Linked DNA regions of Homo sapiens: all the other regions are linked to region 2. Evidence: chromatin contacts called from ENCODE Hi-C or POLR2A ChIA-PET data. All regions are on one chromosome and are shown on one strand. Each heading gives the region's core, a stretch centred on a gene start or an enhancer-like site at or near the end of the contact. The rest is flanking DNA. Distances are from core to core; before and after follow the strand shown.

Region 1 (2,700 bases), core at 121-2,620, 230 kb after region 2:
GCTCTTTTATTCAACTGGAACAAGGAAGAAGAATTAGCTTTTCAGAAAATAAAAAGTTTTGGTTAGGTCACAGTAAGGGGGAGCTGGGGAGATGCTATGGTTTTGATATGTCCCCAGATTTCATGTGTTGGAAACTTAATCTCCAAATTTGTATGTTGATTGGAGATGGGGCCTTTTGGAAGTAATTAGGATTAGATAAGGTCATCAGGGTTGGAGTCCCCATGATGGGACTGGTAGCTTAATAGGAAGAGGAAGAGAGATCTGAGCTGGCATGCTCTTGCCCTCTCACCATGTAATGGTGAGAAATCAATGTCTTTTCTTTATAAATTACTCAGTCTGTGGTATTTTGTTATAGCAACAGAACATGAACTAAGACAGATAATTGATACTGAGGAGATGGGCTATTGCTAGTAAGAAATACCTGAAAATGTGGAAGCAGCTTTGGAAGTGGGTAATACATAGAGGCTAGGCTCTGAGAATAACTCACAGTGGTCAAGTGGCCTAGGAGGTGCCTTCAGGGAGACCAGAAGCACTTGATGGGATAAATAGTGGTCATAAGATAGGCAGTGTAAACTACCTCACTCTTCCCCACTCTTCCGTAGCATCTGCTGTGAAGATACTGTTTCTTATGGTTTTGTTAGTGGATTTCTTTGTGGAGCTCAAAGTTCTGAACCCAGGTTGATTCAACGTGAAAATAAACATTGATCGTGCAGGCTCAAGGAGCCAGAAGACAGGGGTCGGGGGATGGAAGGCGGGACAGTGGGCAATTGGGCTCAGAGTGATGTGTCCTCAGTGAGAATTCCAGTTTTGCCATAATCTTCCCTGTGAAGTTCTGAGAATGAGTGTACAATGCCATAATGTCCTGGACTATGGTGGGGATGGTGGGTGTTCCCCACACTTGAGCAGAACGAAGCCTGTGTAAGCTGTGAAACTGTCAGCTTTGGAGATTAGTCATCCTTGCTCAGACCCTATAAAGCTTTTGCATTAGTTAGGCTGATGTTTCACTTTTAACTCATATAATAGGCTTCAGACACTTGGAAATAGTGCTTTTATCATTAGGTATGTTGCCATTTTTATTTTTTCAAGTTTCTCGCTCTCTCTCTCACCACATAAGTACACTTAAAGCTTTACCCTTGCTATGAGGTTAACCTAAGGCAGAGGGTATGTTGCCAGCTATAGGCCAAAAGTCTGGGTAGGCATGCGAGAAAGAAATATTTTGGTAGCAATATAGCTTAGGAAGTCAATATTTTTTAACATAAGTGACAGCAAATATTTACAAATTCAGGCTACTGTGGGTGTTCAGATTCTGAGTGAAAAGCAATCTCATGCACTGATATTTACTTTGAATATGTTCTCCTTTTTTCAGCACCCATGACTAATTCCCCTTTTCACAGGGTGAAGAGCAAGTTGGCTCTTGATCTAGCCAGAAAAAAAAAAAAAGGTTTTCTTATACTTCTGGTAGTAGGCATGTGGTTAGAATACAGGAGTAAGAAAACAAATGTGACTCTTAAAATTATAGTACACATTAATAAACGAACTAAACATCTAAATGTTGCTAAAGTGACTGAATCACAGATCCACTGTTTCTTACTCTGGTTTTTGCTAGAGGGGCAATGAACATGTAAATTGAGGGTACAATGCAGCAAATGAACTAAATTAGAGACTTTATTTGAGTATTGTTGATGCCGGGAGAGATGAGAAAAATAAGACAAACCTTGCCTTCAAGGAACTTATATTTGTGAGGAAAATACATCAACAAAGCAAAGTCAAGTAATCATAAAAATATGAACGGCTCTTTAACAGTAGAAGGGAGGGAGAAAGCTGAGCGTGGTTAATTTATACATGGAATGTATGAAGTTGTTTCAGAGAGGCAAGAAATTATTTGCCTCTCTGAGTCTTCCTGGAAACAGTCTCCCTGGAGGAGGTAGATTTGAGTATTGAAAGGAGCATTCTAGGCAGGCAGAAGGCATGAGTGGAATCACAGAGGTGGTGAAAGATCCATGAGAGTGAGATGAGTAAGCCAGGCTGGCTGATGTGAGGTTTTGGGATGGTGAATAATTGGAGACTGTGCTGGAAATAGCTAGTGCATTGGACTCCAGAGGGTCTTAATTGGTGGGACAGGAGCTTCTGCATGCACCATGAAAGACCTGCTCTGACACAGTGAAAATCTCTGCATCTCCCTTTCCCACTGAGTCATCTTAGGCTTCCCTCTCTGCTTTTCCCTTGAAGCCAGGAGTCCATTCCCAGTGGGCAGGCCCATCCTTCCTGAAATCCAGCACAAGATGAGGCCTGGTAGGTGAGTGTGCAGGGCCATGGTGCAGACTCCTCCAAGCTCATCATTACTCCAGCTTGGTCAGGGTCTGTTTGGAAAATGGAGTGGTGACATCCTCTTGCCTCAGGATGTGTGGAAGCTCCTTCCATGTATACAGTAGAAACAGAGCATCTCTGATCCTTTATTACCCCCAGAACCCACTCTCCTGGCTCCTGGCCGAAGGGCCTGAGAAGCAATTGTAAAATTGGGAGCTTGCCCAAAGGACCAGTACTATATAAAGATTCATTTCAAACCCTGAGCAAGGCGTTACGGATGCAGACCTGATAATGAGCCATTATGAGAAAATGAAAAGCACAGACTTTGTGGTGGTGCCCTCAGAGCTAAGTAATTCTGGAGAGTAATTATGAAGCAGAAGAATGATTATACAA
Region 2 (2,700 bases), core at 60-2,559:
AGGACTATGTCTATGTTTTTCATCATTGTATTCCCAGCAACTTGGAGATATTTGTGTGTGTCAGAGGTTTAATACATACTTGGTGATTAAACAAATATTCAAGAACTGATCCAGCTTCTATTTCTCTGGCTTCAGGACTTGCCTCAAATGTCCCTTTATCACAGGCCTTCTCCAACTACCCTATATAAAATGTAACAGTGTATCTCCTGGCTTTTACTCTTGATTGTGGTGAGAGATTTGGTATCCTTGGTCTGGGCCTTTTGTGTTCTCTAAGAACCTGGTTTGCCCTCTGCCTCTTGGCTCTACTGGCTGCCATGAGCATCTACACCTCCCAGCTCCAGCTCTCAGGGCCCCTGTCCTCATTCAAGGCCTGCCCTGCTTCATCCTGGAGGAGATGGGGCAAACTCAGATACAGAGAGCTTTAGCAACTTGTTCAAGTTTATACAATAATGAAGATTGGGCCAGAAGTCAGGTTTTGGGATTTGCACCCAGTCTCATGCCTTTTCACTCTATTATGCTAATCCTGTATCTCTGTTTCAAATCGAAGTGACTCATTTTGAGTTTTCAGATGAACACTCCAAGTATTATGGAGTACCTGGTTATTTGAAGTAAAAAAAAAAAACAAAAAACCAAGAATTGAAGCTTCTAGCTAGACAAACAAAGCTTGAAGCACCAGACAGCTATTGAAGACCAAATCTACCCACAGGGCTGGAATTAGGCACCGAGGGAACAGATGCAGGGAGAGATCCAAGCTCACAGCCAGGAGCCAGATGCTGGGTGTAAGCTGTCTGTGCCTGTCCTCCTTTCCCAAGGCCCGCCAAAGGGAGGCTCTGAGCTTCAGAGTGGGGATCTAGACTTCAGTTGCCAGTAGGTTCTGAAAGTGCTGCCCTCAGGGAAATGGTGACTTAGAAACAGAACTGCAACAAGTTTCAGTTGAACTCCAGGGAATTCCCTAGGTATGCCTCTTGCCTCCTCCTCATCTCTCTCCTTCAAAAGAAGGACATTTGAGGAAGTCCCAGGGAAGAGAGATGAGAAATATGGTTATGAAATAAAGAGAAATGAAGAACCACAGTATGGAGTACTTTTCTGCATTGGGTAGGATTTGTGGGTGAGACAGAGAATTGGGTGGAGGGCAGAAGGCCAGAAGGAGTAGGCAGAGGAAGGAGGGGGTGTTGAACCTCCTTCAGGCATCGAGCGAGAAACCTGACCTCGGAATAGTCACACTTGATCTCCTTTTGGCTTCTGTGTACCAGCAAAGCCTTTAGGTTTAGTCTGTTTCCTCTGTGGCAGAAAAGGAAGCCCAAGACAATTTGCATAGGCAGCTCTCAAGCAAAGCCTCCCTCAAAGAGTTTCTGACTCATCCCCATGACTTCCTCCCCCATCTGTCAACAGGGGAAACTCCAGGTGGGAGGTTACATTTCCTGCCTCCCTGTTATGGACTAGTTTCCTTCCTGGGAGGTGAGGCAGAAGTGGAGGGGACTTTCTCCCTCCTCATCATCCCATGCCTTCTCTCTTCTCCCGGTTCCTCTCTATCAAACTCTATGTTCCCATTTTGAGCTGAGAATAAGGAACAGCAGAGTTGATTAGAAACATTTTAAAATCAAGTGATTAAACTCTGATAATGGCAGAATTTCAAACATGAGTCAGTATGTAAATCCAATTGTAAAGATGAAGCTTTGAAGATATTTCTGTGTTCTCAGAACCTCAGAAGTTAATTCCTAGACATTGCTTCCTCCTAAGGGCAACTTCAGCACATGGTCCACAAGGATATAGGGCAGGATCCTCATAGAGGTAGTGGGCTACATGTCTCAAGTTGTAGGATGCTCTGGGTCCTCAAGTCTATCTATCCTCTTCCTCGAGTTCTGCACATCATCTTCTACATGCTGCTGGGCTCCTGAAAGCAGCACAACACCCTGACGGGGAGCTTGTTTGAGCATTCATTCTTTCTGTGTTTTGATAGTGTTAGGTAGGCCACCATCTGTGGGTTCTGTTTAGATCCACAGTTCTTCCTCTGGACATGGGATGTATCAAAGCAGGAAAGAGGCTGCCCATCTGAGCTTTTCATGATGTCGCGGCTGTGGCTCTGGCTGTTACCAGAGCTATACAGGAAACCCAGGGAGAGGGCTTGAAATGGTTGGGCATCAGGTATAAAGAAAAAAGCACTCAGAAGTATGGAATTTGTTTACATTGGTTCAGGGAACCAAAGAAGATTCGAGAATAGAATGTTCTGTCCTGTGTGCCCACTGAAATTAGAATTGTATGGGATTTTCCTCCAACACCCTGGTGGCTATTTTCCAGTGTCTTTTGCTGATTCCTCTTCATCTTCAGACTTGTCAAGTTTGAAAGGCTCTAAGACTCAGTTCTTGTTCCTCTTCATTTCTCCATCTCAGTCCATTGTTGACCTCATCCAGCTTCAAGTCTTTAAATACCATGTATATGTTGGCAACTCCTGGAGCTCTCAAATGTTTTCTAGACTTGTATGTACAACGGCCTACTGAACAGTTCTACTTGAAGGTCAGATTCAGCAAGTTCCCACTGAACTCCTGGTCTCCTCCCCACAAATCTGCTTCAGACATTGTTGGATGGCAGTAGCTCCAACCTTCCTGTAGCCCAAAACATAGGAGTCATTCTTTTTATTGAGACATAATCTCGCTCTGTTGCTCAGGCTGGAGTGCAGTGGTGCAATCACGGCTCACTGCA
Region 3 (2,700 bases), core at 106-2,605, 170 kb after region 2:
TTTTATGCTTTGAAGTCTGGATTCAGCAACTCTAAGCTGGCTGTAGGAAATTAATTATATGGAAATAAAGTTGAAACCACAAAATCACCTGCTAACCAAAATTTGCTAAAATGAAATTTCCTTAAAACACCAGTGTTAATTCATTCCTCAGATGCATGCCAGGTGTGACAAATGAATCCTCTATGCTGTGGAGGTTGACAGATTCAGACTTTATGGAAAGAGGAACTATAGCCAATCCCAAACCTGGGTCCTTTCCAGAAAAGAAAGCTGTGCCTTCTGGCACAAGACCAAATTACCCAACCTGGGATCTGTTTGTAGGATTTTGTCTTATTAATTTTTATGGCATTTTGCCTAAAACAAAGGGCACACACAAAAAATCTGTATTTGGTTGATGTTTCAGATGAATGGAAGTTTAAATTAATAGATTAAAATCCATCCTTAGAATTCTAACACCGTCAAGATGTGGCTGGTTAATAGGTAATTTAATGTAGCTAAAAGAATAAAACTTGTTTAAAAACAGGAGGCTCTATTTTCCAAAACAAATTTTGGTGGTCACTAGTGTTAGTTACGAATTTTATCTCTCTTCTTCAGGATTGCATTTCCTGCCTCTTTGAGATTAGGCATGGCCACATGGCTTGCTTTGGCCAATGAAACGTGAGAGAAAGTGTCAGGTGTCAGTCCTGGGTGAAAACTTTATGCATGAGTGTGCTATGAGTCACACTTTCTTTCTTTCTTTCTGATGTTATATCCAGAAAGGCTTGTGATAGTGGCTACTGCATTGGCCTGAATCCCTGAGTAAGGGCCAGGGAAGTAGAGTCCCTGTCAACCCGAGGTGATCATGTAGCATGAATGAGCAATATAGCTTTGTTGTTTGAGGCCAGTGAAATTCTGGGATTATTTTTCCCCCATGTAACTGAGCCCATGCAGGAGTGACAAGTTCCTGATAACCTCATGCTAAAACACAAAAAGAATAGTCTCACAAAAATACTACATGAGGAATACAGTAGTCCCCCCTCATCTCTGGGGGATACATTCCAAGACCCCCTGTGAATGCTTGAAACATGGATAGTACCCAACCCTGTATATGCTATGTTTTTTTCCTATACATACCTACCTATGATAAAGTTTAATTTATAAATTAGGCACAGAGATGAAAAACTAATAAAATACAACAATTATAACAGTATGCTACCATAATCACTCTTGTGCTTTGGGGCCATTATTGAGTAAAATAAGGGTTCCTCAAGACAAGCACTGCAGTACAGTGACAGTTGATCTGATAATCTAGATGGCTACAAAGTGACTAATGGGTGGGGAGGCAGACAGCACGGATCCCCTGAACAAAGGGATGATTCACATCCTTGGTGGGACGGAGCAGGAAGGCTGGAGATTTCATCAAGCTACTCACAGCAGCATGCCATTTAAAATTCATGAATTATTTATTTCTGGAATTTTCCGTTTAATATTTTTGGACCACAATTGACCTCAGGTAACTGAAACTATGGGTAAGGGGGCCTACTATATTATATTTGGGAGTTGCATTTCTGATCAAGGACTAAGCAGCAAATAAACCTAACAATCATACATATGACCTGTAGGTGTTATAGAGAAACAATTTTACTTTAGAGTAGATATATTTATAAAATAGAAATTCAACAGCTATAAAATTTCATTATAATTTAAAAGTCTTTTTTATTTTTTTGAGACAGAGTCTCACTTTGTAACCCAGGCTGGAGTGCAGTGGTACGATCTCAGCTCACTGCAACCTCCACCTCCCGGGTTCAAGTGATTCTCCTGCCTCAGCCTCCTGAGTACCTGGGATTACAGGCATGCGCCATCACAACCAGCTAACTTTTGTATTTTTAGTAGAGATGGGGTTTCACTATGTTGGCCGGGCTGTTCTCGAACTGCTGACCTCAAGTGATCCAGCCACCTCGGCCTCCCAAAGTGCTGGGATTACAGGTATGAGCCACCATGTCAGGACATAATTTAAAATAGTCTTATGCAATGCACACTGATTCTGTAAGAAACCCCAACTATGCTGTGTCATTAGTTTTACCTTCCATAAATAATAGAATTTTAGAAACTTGATTTTGTTGTTGTTGTTTCTTTTTGTTGTTTGCCTTCCTTTCCTGAGCTTTGAGGAGCTCTGGTGGAGAGCAGGGAATGGAGGTGGCAGGAGGGGAAATGAGTTGATGCCTTTTTTATCTTATGACAAATATTCCTGCTAGGTTCTAAAATCATTCAAACTACTCTCAAAATTGCATTTGTCTGTTTCAAGAAGTCATGGCATCCAAATAGTTGAAGACCTCTTTGAGTATTTTCATTCTGCACACTTGTAGGGCGGGGATTCTTGAGTTGGATTTGTCTGGTCCACTTTCTTAGCAGGTTTGTTTTCCTCTTTCTTCTTCCCATTAAACAACAGTGGGTTACATTTAAGGTAAAGAAATTGGATCACAGAGTGTCCGAGGGCTGTGGGAAGGAGGGAGATAGTGGCCTTTGCACGTCTGCTTTGAGGATAATTTTGTGTATTTTTCGAAAAACCGTTCCGTTTATTTTTTAGCACTAGGTGGTAAAGACTTAGTTCCCACAAGCCTCCCTGAGTTGGTTCCTAGTTCTGGCAGCAGTGGCCTCTCAGGAAGTTACTAGAAACTTCAAAACAGCCAAAAGAGAGTCCTGAGTGTTCTTCAGTGAAGTACT
Region 4 (2,700 bases), core at 32-2,531, 210 kb after region 2:
CCCTTTGTAGGTAACCCGACCTTTCTCTCTGTCTGCCCTTAACATTTTTTCCTTCATTTCAACTTTGGTGAATCTGACAATTATGTGTCTTGGGGTTGCTCTTCTCGAGGAGTATCTTTGTGGCGTTCTCTGTATTTCCTGAATTTGAATGTTGGCCTGCCTTTCTAGGTTGGGGAAGTTCTCCTGTTTAATATCCCGCAGAGAGTTTTCCAACTTGGTTCCATTCTCCCCATCACTTTCAGGTACACCAATCAAACGTAGATTTGGTCTTTTCACATAGTCCCATATTTCTTGGAGGCTTTGTTCATTTCTTTTTACTCTTTTTTCTCTAACCTTGTCTTCTCACTTCATTTCATTAATTTGATCTTCAGTCACAGATACCCTTTCTTCCACTTGATCGAATCGGCTTTTGAAGCTTGTGCATGCATCACAAAGTTCTCGTGCCATGGTTTTCAGCTCCATCAGGTCATTTAAGGTCTTCTCTACACTGTTTATTTTAGTTAGCAATTCGTTAACCTTTTTTCAGGTTTTTAGCTTCCTTGCGATGGATTCGAACCTGCTCCTTTAGCTCAGAGAAGTTTGTTATTACCGACCTTCTGAGGCCTACTTAGGTGAACTCGTCAAAGTCATTCTCCATCCAGCTTTGTTCCATTGCTGGAAAGGAGCTGCGATCCTTTGCAGGAGAAGAGGCACTCTAGGTTTTAGAATTTTCAGCTTTTCTGCTCTGGTTTCTCTCCATCTTTGTGGTTTTATCTACCTTTGGTCTTTGATGTTGGGGACCTACAGATCAGGTTTTGGTGTGGATGTCCTTTTTGTTGATGTTGATGCTATACCTTTCTGTTTGTTAGTTTTCCTTCTAACAGTCAGGTCCCTCAGCTGCAGGTCTGTTGGAATTTGCTAGAGGTCCACTCCAGACCCTGTTTGCCTGGGTATCACCAGTGGAGGCTGCAGAACAGCAAATATTGCAGAACAGAAAATATTGCTGGCCTGATCCTTCCTCTGGAAGCTTCATCCCAGAGGGGCACCCGCCTATATGAGGTATCTCTTGGCCCCTACTGGGAAGTGTCTCCCAGTTAGGCTACACGGGAGTCAGGGACCCACTTGAGGAGGCAGTTTGTCCATTCTCAGAGCTCAAACACCATCCTGGGAGAACCATCGCAGTCTTCAGAGCTGTCAGACTCGGGCATTTAAGTCTGTAGAAGTTGTCTGCTGCCTTTTGTTCAGCTATGCCCTGACCACAGAGGTGGAGTCTATAGAGGTGTTAGGCCTTGCTGAGATGCGGTGGGCTCCACCCAGTTTGAGCTTCCTGGCTGCTTTGTTTACCTACTCAAGCCTCAGCAATCGCAGACGTCCCTTCCCCAGCCAGGCTGCCACCTCGCAGTTCAATCTCAGACTGCTGTGCTAGCAGTGGGGAAGGCTCCGTGGGCATGGAAACTGCCGAGCCAGGCACAGTAGAGAATCACCTTGTCTGCCGGTTGCTAAGACCTTTGGAAAAGTGCAGTATTTGGGTGAGAGTGTCCTATTTTTCCAGGTACAGTCTGTCACGTCTTCCCTTGGCTAGGAAAGGGAAATCCCCCGACCCCTTACACTTTCCGGGTGAGGCAACGCCCCACTCTGCTTCAGCTCACCCTCCATGGGCTGCACTCACCTTCCAACCAGTCTCAATGAGATGAACCAGGTACCTCAGTTGGAAATGCAGAAATCACCCGTCTTCTGCGTCAATCACGCTGAGAACTGCAGACCAGAGCTGTTCCTATTTGGCCATCTTGGAACCGGTCTGAGTCTGTTTTAGCCAGATCAAGTACTTGGTAAGTTATTCTACAGTGTGAAGCAGTTTTCCTTTGGGTACTTGGTGTTTCATTATTATTTAGTTCTTTGTCCTTCCTTTTCTCTCTTTCTTCCTTATCACATAAAATGTATATAATTGCCTGCCATATCAATACTTCTTTTTTTAAAGTTTGGGTGGTTCTGTCTAGGCATTCTATTTGCTCTGATGTACAGAGGGTTATTTCTTGATTTTTTAAAACATTATATATGACAATTTTGTTTGCTCCTCAGAGCTATAGGTTGGTGCCTGAGTATCCTTGTGTTCTACTCATTCTTTTACACACCAAGAGAATAGTAACAGAAGGAGAAAGCTCAGCTGTGTTAGGTTATTTCCACTCTTTGTTAAAGAATTGAGCCCTGCTCATTTTCTGGAACTTTGTTGATGGTCCTGTGTCAAGACCTACTTGAGGGATATTTTCCTTTCTTGTGGAAATGTAGCCTTGGCTCCTTAGACCATAGAGCTGTGGAGCTTTCTTTTCTGTAGGGTCAGTCCCTATTTCATTCTCTTTTCCCCACCAGTATCTTCTCCCCCAGTTCCTCATTTGGAAGGAAAAAGATAATGACTCAGTTAATTTCTTTTGAGGTTTCAGTTCATCAATTCAGAAGTACAACTTCCGGGGGTTTGGGCACAAGTAAAAGCAAGGCTGTGCACCCTCTCTGTTTCATTTCACAGTCTTCAGTATCTTTCCTTATTTTCCAGTTTTTGGAGTTTATGCATTAAGCATCCCCCCTTTTCCTGTTTTGTGGCTGCTAGTGACTTCTCCTCTAGCTTTTAGGTTTTATAATTTTTAAAAATTCCCCTCTCTTCCATGTTGTTAGATACTGGAAAGGGAAATACTGTGACTCGGTTTTAATCTGCAATCTTAAAGTGAA

The links. Hi-C counts contacts between places; a loop is a spot of excess contacts on that map. ChIA-PET counts read pairs that join two places held with the same protein, here RNA polymerase II (POLR2A). Pooled maps may share reads with other maps.
Region 1: a map with no recorded cell type shows a loop between it and region 2 (5-fold over the local background). The contact joins two enhancer-like sites. A Hi-C loop is called at or near these places in 5 of 37 single-sample maps with no recorded cell type and 11 of 50 pooled maps. POLR2A ChIA-PET finds 5 or more read pairs at or near these places in 3 of 52 experiments (AG04450, T-cell and activated naive CD4-positive, alpha-beta T cell).
Region 3: a loop to region 2 is called in a pooled map, with 3 times the contacts of the local background. The contact joins the promoter of LINC03063 here to the enhancer-like site in region 2. A Hi-C loop is called at or near these places in 2 of 37 single-sample maps with no recorded cell type and 6 of 50 pooled maps. POLR2A ChIA-PET finds 5 or more read pairs at or near these places in 3 of 52 experiments (OCI-LY7, PC-9 and naive thymus-derived CD4-positive, alpha-beta T cell).
Region 4: a loop to region 2 is called in a map with no recorded cell type, with 5 times the contacts of the local background. The contact joins two enhancer-like sites. A Hi-C loop is called at or near these places in 1 of 37 single-sample maps with no recorded cell type and 3 of 50 pooled maps.

Annotation. Positions count from the first base shown.
Region 1 is chr2:37,623,306-37,626,005 of GRCh38, forward strand. No RefSeq gene overlaps it. Among named protein-coding and RNA genes, the nearest start is that of CDC42EP3, 47 kb to the right of the region's middle. RefSeq lists an enhancer at 1,881-2,150. Within about 2 kb of position 1,371, at least 6 of the 41 ENCODE cell types and tissues checked have a DNase peak (open chromatin) inside an H3K27ac peak, as active enhancers do.
Region 2 is chr2:37,389,267-37,391,966 of GRCh38, forward strand. No RefSeq gene overlaps it. Among named protein-coding and RNA genes, the nearest start is that of QPCT, 46 kb to the left of the region's middle. RefSeq lists an enhancer at 838-1,027. Within about 2 kb of position 1,310, at least 15 of the 41 ENCODE cell types and tissues checked have a DNase peak (open chromatin) inside an H3K27ac peak, as active enhancers do; they include OCI-LY7 and PC-9, where a contact is called at or near this core.
Region 3 is chr2:37,561,131-37,563,830 of GRCh38, forward strand. LINC03063 (long intergenic non-protein coding RNA 3063) reads left to right here and starts at 1,356. Exons shown (of 2, transcript NR_187223.1): 1 at 1,356-1,489. RefSeq lists cis regulatory regions at 387-983, 1,141-1,499.
Region 4 is chr2:37,598,555-37,601,254 of GRCh38, forward strand. All of the region lies in intron 1 of LINC03063 (long intergenic non-protein coding RNA 3063), which reads left to right. Among named protein-coding and RNA genes, the nearest start is that of LINC03063, 37 kb to the left of the region's middle. RefSeq lists an enhancer at 2,182-2,271. Within about 2 kb of position 1,282, at least 5 of the 41 ENCODE cell types and tissues checked have a DNase peak (open chromatin) inside an H3K27ac peak, as active enhancers do.